Linked DNA regions of Homo sapiens: region 2 is linked to region 1. Evidence: chromatin contacts called from ENCODE Hi-C or POLR2A ChIA-PET data. All regions are on one chromosome and are shown on one strand. The core of a region is the stretch at or near the end of the contact, and the rest is flanking DNA. Distances in the headings are between cores, read along the strand shown.

Region 1 (5,671 bases), core at 1-2,500:
CCAGGAAACTTTTACCTGGAAAGAAAAACAGATACAAAACATAAAAACGAAAAGCAAATATAACAGAACAGAAAAAGCAGTACCAGGGAAAGTGGTTAGGACAGAGGTTCCCAACAAGATTAGCAATCACAGTAGCGGAAACCAGAAAAGTTGGAAGGGGAAGACCAACTTATAAATTCTTGATCTGAAAGTAACAGTGAGGAAATAGAATAGATAATAAAAGGTAAAATACGACTAATAACTTAGTAAAGTGGAAAATGGAGATGACAAGTAGAGTCCTGAAAAGTCCTCAAAGGAAGACTCCGCTTTCCCTATTATAATCCCACCGTTATGGATGCCTAACTCAGCAGCCATCAGTCAAGGGTGATAGATGAGGGTCATCACTGCGCAAAGCGCTCACCTTTCGAAAAGAAAACATCATATGGCCGCCGTCCACCTCCCATAGCTCTCAGCCTCCCACTTCTCAGTATCCTCCCTTCCGCTGTTTAAGCAAGCCTTGTGTAATTAGCATGGGGGGGAGGGGCGGTGCAAGACAAATGGCTCGGCCACAAAAAAACAAAATTCATGTCTCCACCCTACAATAAGAAAGCTAATAGGTGACAGAGAAAGGCAATCCCCGCCCAGGCTTTAACAGGATCTTTACCAAGTGGTCTCACATCACTGTTACGCTACGAAGGTGAGACTCCTTTTGGAGAAACATACAATGACACCAATCGTATCGTAAACACTTGGAAGGCACTCCAAATTAAGTTGGGCAAGTCAAGGTGAGAAAAATCCAACTGGGCCCAGAAACCAGCTCCTCCTCCCAGTCCCACCGAGGGCCGAGAAAGAGCTCAAGAAAGGACAAGGAAGGTGAGAAGAGCCCCGCCCTCCGCAAATACCAAGACCAAGGGACGCCGAGCGCCGCCTCTCATTGATGCTGAGGCCTCCAATATGAGAAGAACCCATTGGAAGAAGGGAGCAAAACGAACACAATGGCGCCGAGGACACCATCTTGGATTGGGTCCCCCCTTAGCTTCCCTTCCTTCCCCCAGGAGCTCTTTGCTCTCGAAAGGGATGCAAGCTAAGGAAATAGCGAACCAACTAGGCCCCAGCGACCAGACCATCGCCTGTGAAAAGGGTATCAGGAACCCATGTGACGGGATGGGTGCGGAGAAGCGCAGATGGAAACGGATTGTAGCGAAGGCCAAAGCTTACCTAAACAGGGAGAGCGCGTATGGCGGCAGCAACAGCGACGAAGGAGGGAAATCTGCCTTCACTTCCGGTTGCAGGCTTCCCTCTACTCCAGCCTCCCGCCTTCTTGGCTGCAAGAGCGCAGGCGCAAGGGACCGGAAACAGGGCCTTCCGCGGTTATACAGATCCGTGCGCTCCAGGCTTGCCTTTGGAAAATGCCTGTCTGAAATTTGTTTTAAAACCGTTTCTAACTTCACTGCTACCGCCAGTAACAAAAGATATAAAGGAAACTAACGTCTCCCCCCCACTGTTATCTTTATTCTCTTATCCTACTCCTCTCCATGCCCCTCATCTCTTCGTTTAGGTTTTTGCCACGCAGGTCTTCTCTGTAGGCACCCCTCCATGGATGCGCGAGGAACGAGTGTGGCGAAGGCTGCGAGTTCCCACGGGGTCCTTGGCCCGGTAGTGAAGGTGACCTGAGGACTGCTGGGCACGCACTAGGAACCGGCAGGCCCTAGCTGAGGGGAGGGAGGAGGGAAGTCTCAGGGAACTGGATTGCTCGGGGGTGTTTCCCGACTCTTTCCCAGTCGTGGGGCTGGTGGGCGGTATTTTCCCAAAAGGATGCTGTCCGAGGTAGCTGATGCCCTAGGGCCAGTGAGTCAGGAAGGTGTTCTGAATCCGAGCGGGAAGACGGGGTCTGGATTCGGCCCCAAGTGTTAATAGTAGGGCTTGAGGGTTATACTACATTCCATTAATACTGTTTTTGTTTTTGTTTTGAGACAGAGTCTCGCCCTGTCGCCCAGGCGGGAGTGCAATGTCCTGATCTCGGCTCACTGCAACCGCTGCTTCCCGGGTTCAAGCGATTCTCCTGCCTCAGCCTCCCGAGTAGCTAGGATTACAGGCGCCCGCCACCACGCCCAGCAAATTTTTGTTTTTTTAGTAGAGACGGGGCTTCACCCATGTATGACCTCAGGTGATCCACCCACTTCGGCCTCCCAGAGTGCTGGGATTACAGGCGTGAGCCACCGCGCCCGGCCCATTAATACTGTTAATTCGAGCAGAATGTTCTTGGCCCCGCCCCAACAGCCCCATTGTTCAACCTGGATTTTTTTCCTGAATGAAACATTTGCTATCCCCGTCTTTGAGATGGGGAGCTACAAAAGTAAGACCTGATGTCCTGCTGTGTAATAAAACAACAAACGTTTGGCCCTCTCCCTGTTAACATACTTAATCATTTAATACTAAGGAGTAGGTACCGTTATTCTCATCTTATTGACAGAAGCGAAGCAAAGCAACATATCTCAAGCAGTACGGCTGGTGAGGTTACAGCCAGGATGCAAACATCTCTCATTCTCTATTGTATTCTGCCTCCCTGCTCAAAGAATCTGGTTAGTAAATACACTGCAGGTTACCTTATTGGTTCAAATTCTTGGTGAAGTAAGCTTGTCTTCAGTGACAAATGAAGTAACTAATTCAAGAATGGTGTCATAGAAGGTATTTTCCCAAGTATCATTTAATTTATTCAAAAGTATTTATCAACTGCCTCCCTTGTGCCACATGTTGTCCTAGGATCTGGGGACACAACGGTGAACAGCCCTGTTCTCACAGTGTTTACATTACAGGAAAGAAAACACATAAACACAAATATAATGTCAAGTATCGATAAGTGGTCAGGGTGCAGTGGCTCAGGCCTGTAACCCAACCCTTGAGGAAGCCGAGCCCGAAGGATTGCTTGAGCCCAGGAGTTTCAGACCAGCCTGGGCAAGTGAGACCCCATCTCTACAAAAAATTTTAAAATTAGCAAGGCATAGTGGCACTCGCCCGTAATCCCAGCTACTCAGGAGGCTGAAGTGGGAGGATCATTTGAGTCCAGGGGGTCAAGGCTGCCGTGAGCTGGAACTCCAGCCTGGGCAACACAGCAGGACCTTGTCTCAAAAAACCAGTAGCAGTAAGTGCTATGAAGAAAATGCAAGGTAAAGGGGCAAAGAGCACTTGCTCCTACACTCCAGCTTTTCTCTACAGTTGCGATCTATAGTCCTCAGATTCCCAAATGAGGAACCATGTTTCTCACTTTAGAGAAATAATAAAGTACTACTTGTTCTTGTTTCTCCAAGAAGTTTCAAAGGATAGCCATTTGGGCTGTTTAGGGAATATGTAAACAAAAAACAAGAAAGTGACTGAAGGCCAGGCACAGTGGCTCACACCTCTAATCTCAGCACTTTGGGAGGCCAAGGCAGGTGGATCACTTGAGGTCAGGAGTTTGAGACCAGCCTGACCAACATGGCGAAACCCCATCTCTACTAAAAATACAAAAAATAGCCAGGCGTGGTGGCACACACCCATAATTCCAGCAACTTGGGAGGCTGAGGCAGGAGAATCGCTTGAACCTGGGAGGCAGAGGTTGCAATGAGCTGAGATCACGCCATTGTATTCCAGCCTGGGCAACAAGAGCAAAACTCCATCTCAAAAAAAAAAAAAACAAAGTGACTGAAAATGAGAAATGATGAGGCAAAAGGAGGCTGCTTCAACTCACCAATTTATTTGCCAATAATTATTTTATTGATACTTTTTTTATTGTTACAATGGGAAAGTAAGGTGTCAAGGATATAGAAAGGAAGGGCATGCATATGAGGGAACACAGTATCATTTTAGATCTTAGAAAGCAATGAGCATCTGATAAGTCTTTGGGGAAATAGGAAAGGAGGAAAATCTAATAAAGACAAAGATCAGCAAAAGAAAAACAAAGAGAGGCTACAAAATGCAGTTATCTACCTGGAATTATAAGAGAGGGGCTAAATGTAGTCATCTCCTCTTTTTGGAGATCAGAAGGTCTCTGGGAAAAGAGAAGAACCAATTTTTCAGAAAATAACTAGGGTCACAGAATGAACAAGTGGAATTAGAGAGCCAGTGATGGACGTGAGGAAACAGCTGTGTAGGTTTTGACCAGTGAGCAGGTGGTGGTAATAGTATCACAGGGTTGCTACTTACTGAATCACTGCTACAACATGCAAGGAACTGTGCTAGACTTTACAGAATGATTCCTAATCATTGAAGCAACCCTCACAAGGTAGGCATTATTATCATCCCAGTTTCACAGAGGAGGACATCGAGGCTACCAAGTTAAGTAGCTTGTCCTGGTTTCACAGCCAGCAAGTGACAGGGTCAAGAGAGGGACCCACATCGGCCAGACACTGAAGTCAGGATGTTTTCCACATTCCTACTTCCCCATATTACAAATTTCACAGAGGGTTTAGGTGAGAATGACTTGGAAGTTTACAAAGTCCCAGTGAGGGTTAAAGAACAACAAGGAGATTCAGATGTGAGCAGGATATTTATAAGTGTCACAGGAAAATTATTGGATCCTGCCTCCCAGGATTTCTAGGGGATGGAAAGAAGACAGGGATTATGGTGGGAGGTGATTTTGATTGGAGGATTTCTTTGAGGGAGGGAACTGGCAGAAGGAGTCAGGCCCTACGGTGGCCCTAGGCAGAAATCCGGTAGTTGGGGTGGACCTGGGGCCTGACGTCGCAGACCATGCCAAGAAGCTGGGCCAGGACACGCTCTCGGTTTCTCTGCTGGGAGCTCTGCATGCCCTGCACCTGGCGCCTTGTAGCCTGCTCCACCTCAGCAGACAGGTTCCCCTGGGAGCCCATGGCCTGGGGGGTAGGGAGAGGGGTGGAAGAGAGAAAGGGAAAAGCAGAAACAGACAAGGGTCCAGGCATATGAGGGGAAAGATCCTGAAACAAAGCCTAGAAGAAAGGCCCTCTCAGAAACCACCCCCATCCCACAGAAATATCCCAACACCAAAGAGATCAACACAGTCCCCTTTCCCCTTAGACCTAACATGCAACTTCATCCTAAAACAGACCGTAATATCCCCACCACCTCACCATCCATGACCATAAAACTCTACCCTCCACCACAAATGTTAATCATACTCCACATAGATGTTATACTTTACACAGACTGTGGCATTCCGCCCACAAGCTCTATGTGGCCTTCAAAACTCCCAGACTCTCCTACATATCATCACAAAGTTTCACCAATGTTGTGGTCCCTGCCAGGGTCCCCTCAGCCTCAGCCCTCTGCCACCATATTTTCTTGTTGAGTCACCCTTACACACCTCACTAGATGCACCCACCAACTTGCAGTGGGGTCTCAACCCGACTCTGCCTCAACTCACCGCCTGCTGCTTGCTCTGGAATTCGTGCTCTCGCTCTCTGCGGTATTGCTCCACCTCCATCTGTGCCTCCTCCTTTGCCTGCTTCAGTCGCCGGGCCTTCCCTGGAGGCAGAAGAAAGGACAGTGAGTGGGGATGGACCCACACACACACAATGTAATAGCAGGAGTCAGTCCCTTCCAGAAAGTTATACAGCCTTCTCTCAGCCAACCAGGTGCCAGATTCTAATATCCATCCATTTCTTCCCTCCTAACCAGCCTCCAGACCCTAGCTGTCTGTCTTCCCGCCAGCCTTGGGTTTTCCCAAAATGTTTGCTGT
Region 2 (6,426 bases), core at 2,583-5,082, 570 kb after region 1:
CCCTGCATCTGGCACATAACTGGTGCTCAATAAATATTTACCGACTATATGAATGAATGAAAAGTTCAATGTAAACGCAGGACTAGCATTAAGGCTGGAACCAAGGGCAGGACCAAGGTCAGGGCTAGGACCACGGACAGTGTCTGGGACTGGAAGTTGGTTAGACACAGCCACCAGGGCTGAGGCAGAATCAGAGGCCAGGCCAGGGAAGATCCTGGCAGGACCAGATGGTACAAGCACTTTGGAAAACTGTTTGACAGAATCTACTAAATGTACTAAAGGTGAACACATGCAAACCCTATGACCCCGCAATTCCACTCCTAGGAATATACCCAACATAGCTCATAATAGCCCCAAACTGGGAACTACTCAAACATTTCACATCAGTAGAATAAATAAATTGTGGTTTATTCACACCGTGGAATAAAATAAAGCAGGAATGAACTATAGTTATATGCAGTAGTGTGATGGATCTTACTAAGATGATGTTGAACAAAAGCCAGACACAGGAAAGAGCATGCTGCACAGTTCTATTTATGTGAAGTTTGAGGAGAGGCAACATTAATCTGTAGTGCTCCAAGTCAGAAGTGTGATACTCTTGAGGGGGTAGTGACTAGTAGGGGCATGGGGGGGGGGGCTTCTGGGGTGCTAAAGGTGTCTTGTTTCTTGATCTGGATGACGGTTACCCAGTTGTATGTGTTTGTGGAGTTTACTGAGGCAGGGATTGGGGAGCACACAGAGACAAGAGGTGGGAGGAAAGGTGGTAGGGGGGTCCCAGGATAAGACAGGAGACAGGGCTATGGCAAACCTGAGTGTGAGGGGGCCAGTCAGGATTCAGCTAGGGTGAAGAGTTGAGGAGAGATGTTGAAAGGTGCCCAGCTCTTCCAGACCAGAGGCTGGGGAAAGGAGGAGGGCAGGGTGGGTGTGGAAATGCTGACCGGTGAGGAGTGGGGGATGTGTCACTGGTAGGCGGAGGTGACTGTGACACACACACACCTCCACCCAACACGCACACATCTTCTGGCTTTCTACTCTTAAACTTTTCTCCTGGATCAGAGAAAAAGGAGTAATTGGGGCTACCAGCCATCACATTCTGCTACCAGCCAGCAAGAGACGGAAAGGGAGCTGAACAGGGACAGAGTGTTTCCACACCAAGAGGCTCCCCACCCAAGAAAGCCCAGGCCGAGAGGCCTGGCATACAGAGAGCTGCCCTTTCCTGTCTCCCCAGCCCTTCTCTCAGCCTGGAGTGTAGCCTTGGGTAAGAGATGGGCTCTGACCGACCCTCAAATCCTGTCACTTTGTGTCTAAGGCCATGCTAATCACTCCCACACCCTGGGAATGCTTGCACAAAGATGTGTACACATGTACACTTACAAATATATTAATGTGTGCTCATCCACAAGTACAAACATACCTGCACAGACACACAAATCCACCCCCAAAACCTGCATCCTTGTAGGTACACATATGGGTGCCCATGCACACACGTGCACACACACCCAATCTCCCCTTCAGGTTTCCTCCACACCTAGTCATTGGGTGATGCCTAAGAAGGCTGATTTCTTGTTGGCTCCGAGGGCAGCTCTGTGAGTGAAAGAACCTGGATGGTGTGAGAGGAACAAAGCAGGAGGCCCTTCCCAGTGGGAAGCAGCGGACACATGGCCTCCACCATACTTCCCCGTACCCCTGGAGGCCTCTGTGAGTTGTCCAGTGCCCCTCCCCAAATAAGTGGATTCCTCATCTTTCCCTGCACAGTGGGGGAAAGCAGAGAGGGTCTTTGCACCAGGAAGGAGTGAAGAGAGCTCACCAGCTTTTCTGGAAAGCTGGTGAGATTGGTCTAGAAGAGCAGAGCAGCCTCCATTGACCACACACCCAGAGGCTCCTTCCCAATCTCCCTCCCTGCCCTGTTGCCACCACCCAGCCCTCCAGCTCCCCATTCCAGCTCCTGGGATAATTCTGCTCTTCTCTCGGTACTGGGCAAGCAAAGAATTGGGTGTCTCTTGTGTCTCCCCTTCACCATTCCCCCTGCCACTATGTCTGGGGTGGTTCTCTGTAGTGTGTGTTTGGAGAGAGATATGGCCTCACCCTCTTGGCACCCTCCCCACAGTTGGAGGGCTGGCAGGGATGGGGGCATCTTCCCAAACTGTGACTCAGCTTCCTGGGTATTTTGTGTTGTAGCCAACTTTGACACTTTGCTCATTAGGGACTGTATAGGTCCCAAGGGGTGGGGAGAGGGGCTGGCTTCCATAAAAGATGTTCCACAGATGGGGGTTCTGGTCCTGCCCCCATGCCTCCCTCTGACCCTCCTGCTACACCCTCAGTTGAATCTGGCAATGAGAGGTGAAGGTAGAAGGATTCTAGGAGTGAGACTAAAAAGGGAATGTGGGGGTCTCAGATATTGGGCTGGAACCAGGTAGGAAGGAGGTGTCAGGGAGGGGTAGGTTGGGGAATCCAGATACCCCTTATTCTGGGGAGCTAATCGGCCTGGGAATGGAAAAATTAAGAGAAAGGATTTCCAGGCCCCAGCTGAAAATGGTTAGGGGTGCAATGAGAGACAGGAAGGCAGTTTCTGGTCCTGCACCTAGTGGCTAGGTCTGGAGTGAGCAAAGGAAGTTTGAGGAATTGAGGTGCTGGGTCCCCAGGGACTTGAAGGCAGGGTCAGGGAAAAGAGGAGGGGCTGGAGATGCGGGAAGCAGGGGCAGGGCAGGCAGCAGCTGTGGTGTTTCCGAGTTGCTTCCCAGTAGTTCCTCTCAGTTCCACTTCCAGTTGTTTCTATGCCATTAAATTCTTTCCAGGCGAGATAAGGGGCCCGCCCTTCCCACCCGGGGCGTGTCACGTGTACTGGTGGTGGGGGGCGGGGGCGGCGAGGTGAGGGAGAGTGCGGGTTCAGACAGACAGAGGCAAGGGGAGCCTGGAAGGGGCACAGAGTGAAGACGGAGCCCCTGTGCCCCCAGAGGCATCTCTCAGCCATCCCAGCCCTGCTGAACCGTGAGTCATGAGTGCAGAGCTCTGGCCAAGAACAAGTTTTAGGATCCTCTCTGCAGGCTCTGTGCACGTCCCAGACCCGAGTCCTGACTGTCCCATTTCAGTATTTCCTAAAGAGATCTCCCAGACCTCCCTCCCTGCAACTCTCACGCTGCCACCTAGGGAGTCCCCATTTGGATGCCCAAAGAAGCACCCTCTGGCACCTCCTGGAGCCTGGAGCCCCCAGAGCCTGGGCTCAGCTGCTCTAGCCCGACATTTGGGATTCCGCAAGCACTTTCCTTCCAAGGTTCAGCTGGCCACCAGTTCAGCCTAGTCCTATCTTCCCGCTAGCCCCAGCACCTCCAGGGCCCAGGGGCTCACCTCACCAATAACCACCTCTACCCTGGTTCCACCATCTGACTCCCGGAGTCCCTCGGTTTGTTCCCAGCCCCTCTCAGTTGTCTGCATCCCATCCAAACCCTGACACATACTGCCCACCCCAACACACACATACCACCCTCTCCTCCCAGACACTCCTTCACAGGGAGCCTGGTTCCCAGCGAATGCTCCTATGTCCTCTGTCCTGAACAGAAGTCCTTGCTCTGGAAGCACTGCTGAGAGCTCACCTGCCACACCTTCACCTGGGGCATGGGGATAGGCGAGAAATCCCTTGCCTCTCCTTCTGGGTCTCCCCAGAACTCTGTTCCTTACCTGGGCAACCGAGCAGCTGCAGTGCCTCTGCACCTGCTCTGTCCCCAACCCCGGGAGGGCGGCGTCTCAGGGCAGGACAGGGAAGTCTCCCTCACTTGTCCCCTGCAACAGGGGCTGAGCCACAACCGACTGTGGATCTCGGCAGCGACAGTGAGGAGGGAGTCTGCAGCGAGCAGGGGAGGAGAAGGGGAGGACCAGGATGAGGTCAGGGAGGGGAGCGGAGATAGGGCAGGTCCTCCCACCCCTCCCAGGCCCTCCCACATGCCACCCCTCCTCTTCTCCTGCCCCCACCCCAGCCCCCACTCCCTGTCTAGCATCACTGTCTCACCATACCCTCATCTCAACCCCCAGCCCCGGTCTTACCTCCCACGTCCTTTCCCTATGCCATTTTTAGCTCACCCTAATTTTTGCCCAACTTGACACCCCCCACCCTTCCTGCCATTTCTTTTTTCCCCACCATTTCTCCACCTGCTGCCCCTCCTCTCTGACCCCAGTGGTTTCCTCTCAGCCTATATCCTTCCTCATGGCCAGCCCCCTTCCCCTCCCTCCCCCATGCTCCTCTCCCATCTCTTCCCAGCCACTGCTCTAGCTTGGATCTCTGGATCGCACCCCATGTCTATCACCCAGTGCTGGCTCCCTCATCCTCTCACCAGTTCTCCCCTGGCAGTCTGGGGCAGGGAGCAGGGGCAGAGGGCAGGAGGCAAGAGGCAACCTCTTTCTCCAACTGGGACCGTCTCTGGGACCCCAAGTCCCCACCCTGCTCCAGTCCCACCATTTCTATCTTCTCGGCTTATCCCGTCCCCGAGCCACTCCTGCTGTCTGTTCTGTTCAGTCCCTCTCCTGTCACTGCCCCCTTTGCATTCTCCTACCTCAGCAAGTCCCTAGAGAAAGAGCAGGTGAGGCTTGGGCACTGGCAGGGCAAGGGCTTGGGTGAACACTGGGACATACAAGCCTTGGGGAGGAAGCTGGGGTTGGGGCGGACAAGGAAGGAAAGCCTGAAGGTTAGGAGGAAGGTTTAGGGTTGAAGAAAGGGCTAGAGACAGGAGGCAAATATAAGGGTGGGTCACCTGAATAGAGGGTGAAGTGGTGGAAAGCAGGGTGGGGGGCTGGTGCCTGGGTGCTGCGGGGGAGCAGGAACAGAGGCGGGGAGAGGTAGGGGCTGGAGGAAACGGACACGCTGTCTCTGGTCCCAGGCAGAAGACTGACAGCCAGAGGACAGGGGGGACAGGGAGACAGACACACCCCACATAAGTCTGTTGGGTGTTTCCCTAGCTTCATCTCCCCATGTGCTGCCCTGACAAGGAGCTGAAAAAGAGACTTTGCTACAGAGGAGAAATATCCCAGCTGAGTGGGAACCCACTACCCCCAGCTTCACAGTGAGGACTGGGTCTCTCTATCCTGCTACAGACCTCACCACTGAGGTGTAACTTGGCCAAGTCACGGGTGAAAGGTACGTGAGGGAGCCCATATGTGCTTGATTCTGCCACATGGGTGACGGCCCAGGTGTCTGCACACCAGGTCAGATCCCCATGGTGGCAGGTGTGTGGTGTTCCTGGGTCAGGGCGTGCCTGCACTGCATGTGGCTGTGGCCAGATGCCCAGTAAGCTCCATGTGGCCGAGGGCAAAGGCACACATGGGCTTTTGCGTGGGTGTCCCCGTGTGTGTCCGTGTGTCTGGGTGTGTGTGGCTGTTTTTTTCCTGGCTTTGATGGGGAGGATGAAGTCAGCATCTTGGACAGAGCCAGGCTCAGCTTCCTTCCTCTGCCTTGGCCTGAAGCCCCCAGAGCCAGCAGTAGGTAGCAGCTTCCCAAGGATCTCCTGGCAGGAGGTGGGGAGCCCTGCAGTGATAGGAAGAGGGAGGGTCTGGAGACAGTATCACACAGAGGGCAGAACACAGGGTATGAATTTCCTCTGACACCTTCAGATTTCTGTTCCATGGTCATATCCTTTAGTGTGTGTGTGCACGCGCGTGTGCCTATGCCCTATGTCCTGGCTTTATTATTTAGGAAGAATGGTCAACATAAGTACATTTGGCACAGAGAGTGGCCAGGGACCTCAGAGAAGACAGCAAGAAGGATGGTCCTGGGATGTTCTGGAAGCCCACTGTTGGGGTCTCAGAGAGAAATGTGGGATTCCAGATGTACACAAGCTTATAAGGCATTTGGGGAAGCCACTGGAAGCTTAGCAGATATAGTTTCAGGTTCTGAAATTATCTTTGTTTACCATTTGATTCACCCTTTGGTTTCCAGGCTCATGGAGAAGCTCATGTCTTGTATGTTCACATCTTGTAAGAAAAGCACCAAGCCTTGCACAGTGTAGGTGACCAATAAATGCAAGTCAACACTGAAATGTGAAAGGACTGGGAGAGAGGAGGGGGAAAGGGTAAGGAGCCCAGGCGTGAAGGCAGGGAAGCCCAGTGGTCAGAGCTGGGGTTGGCTTCACTGAGGTGTCTGGGTGGTGGTGGGTAGAAAGGTCAGTGTTGTCCAGAACTGTCCACAAGCTCCGGCTGTTCTCTGTAACCTCAGTCCCTGTGTCTTCAGCTCTGAGCCTCCCTCCTTGAATGATCCTCCAAGTTCCTGTCCTGACCTCAGGAGGAAAAGGGATGAAAGATAGAGAAAAGGAAAGGAAAGATAGGGAGGAGAGAAGGCAGACACATAAGAGTAAGGGCAATTGAGGGCAAGGACCTGAAGGATGAAGACAGGGGAACAAGAGATGCCAGGGGCTGCGGTCCAAGAAAGCAGTCCCAGAGAGG

The links. A loop is a pair of places that touch in the nucleus more often than their neighbours do. ChIA-PET counts read pairs that join two places held with the same protein, here RNA polymerase II (POLR2A). Pooled maps may share reads with other maps.
Region 2: a loop to region 1 is called in a pooled map, with 3 times the contacts of the local background. The contact joins the promoter of TNXB here to the promoter of DDX39B in region 1. A Hi-C loop is called at or near these places in 5 of 50 pooled maps. POLR2A ChIA-PET finds 5 or more read pairs at or near these places in 3 of 52 experiments (A673, K562 and activated T-cell).

The regions. Positions count from the first base shown.
Region 1 is chr6:31,540,753-31,546,423 of GRCh38, forward strand. DDX39B (DExD-box helicase 39B) reads right to left here and starts at 1,251. Exons shown (of 11, transcript NM_004640.7): 1 at 1,198-1,251. It overlaps ATP6V1G2-DDX39B (ATP6V1G2-DDX39B readthrough (NMD candidate)), which reads right to left. Exons shown (of 13, transcript NR_037853.1): 2 at 5,357-5,457; 3 at 1,198-1,396. It overlaps SNORD84 (small nucleolar RNA, C/D box 84), which reads right to left and starts at 426; the gene lies at 349-426. DDX39B-AS1 (DDX39B antisense RNA 1) reads left to right here and starts at 1,552. Exons shown (of 2, transcript NR_133675.1): 1 at 1,552-1,644; 2 at 1,957-2,386. It also overlaps ATP6V1G2. RefSeq lists enhancers at 681-1,880, 758-1,679, 5,390-5,671 and a silencer at 993-1,908.
Region 2 is chr6:32,105,506-32,111,931 of GRCh38, forward strand. TNXB (tenascin XB) reads right to left here and starts at 3,833. Exons shown (of 44, transcript NM_001365276.2): 1 at 3,676-3,833.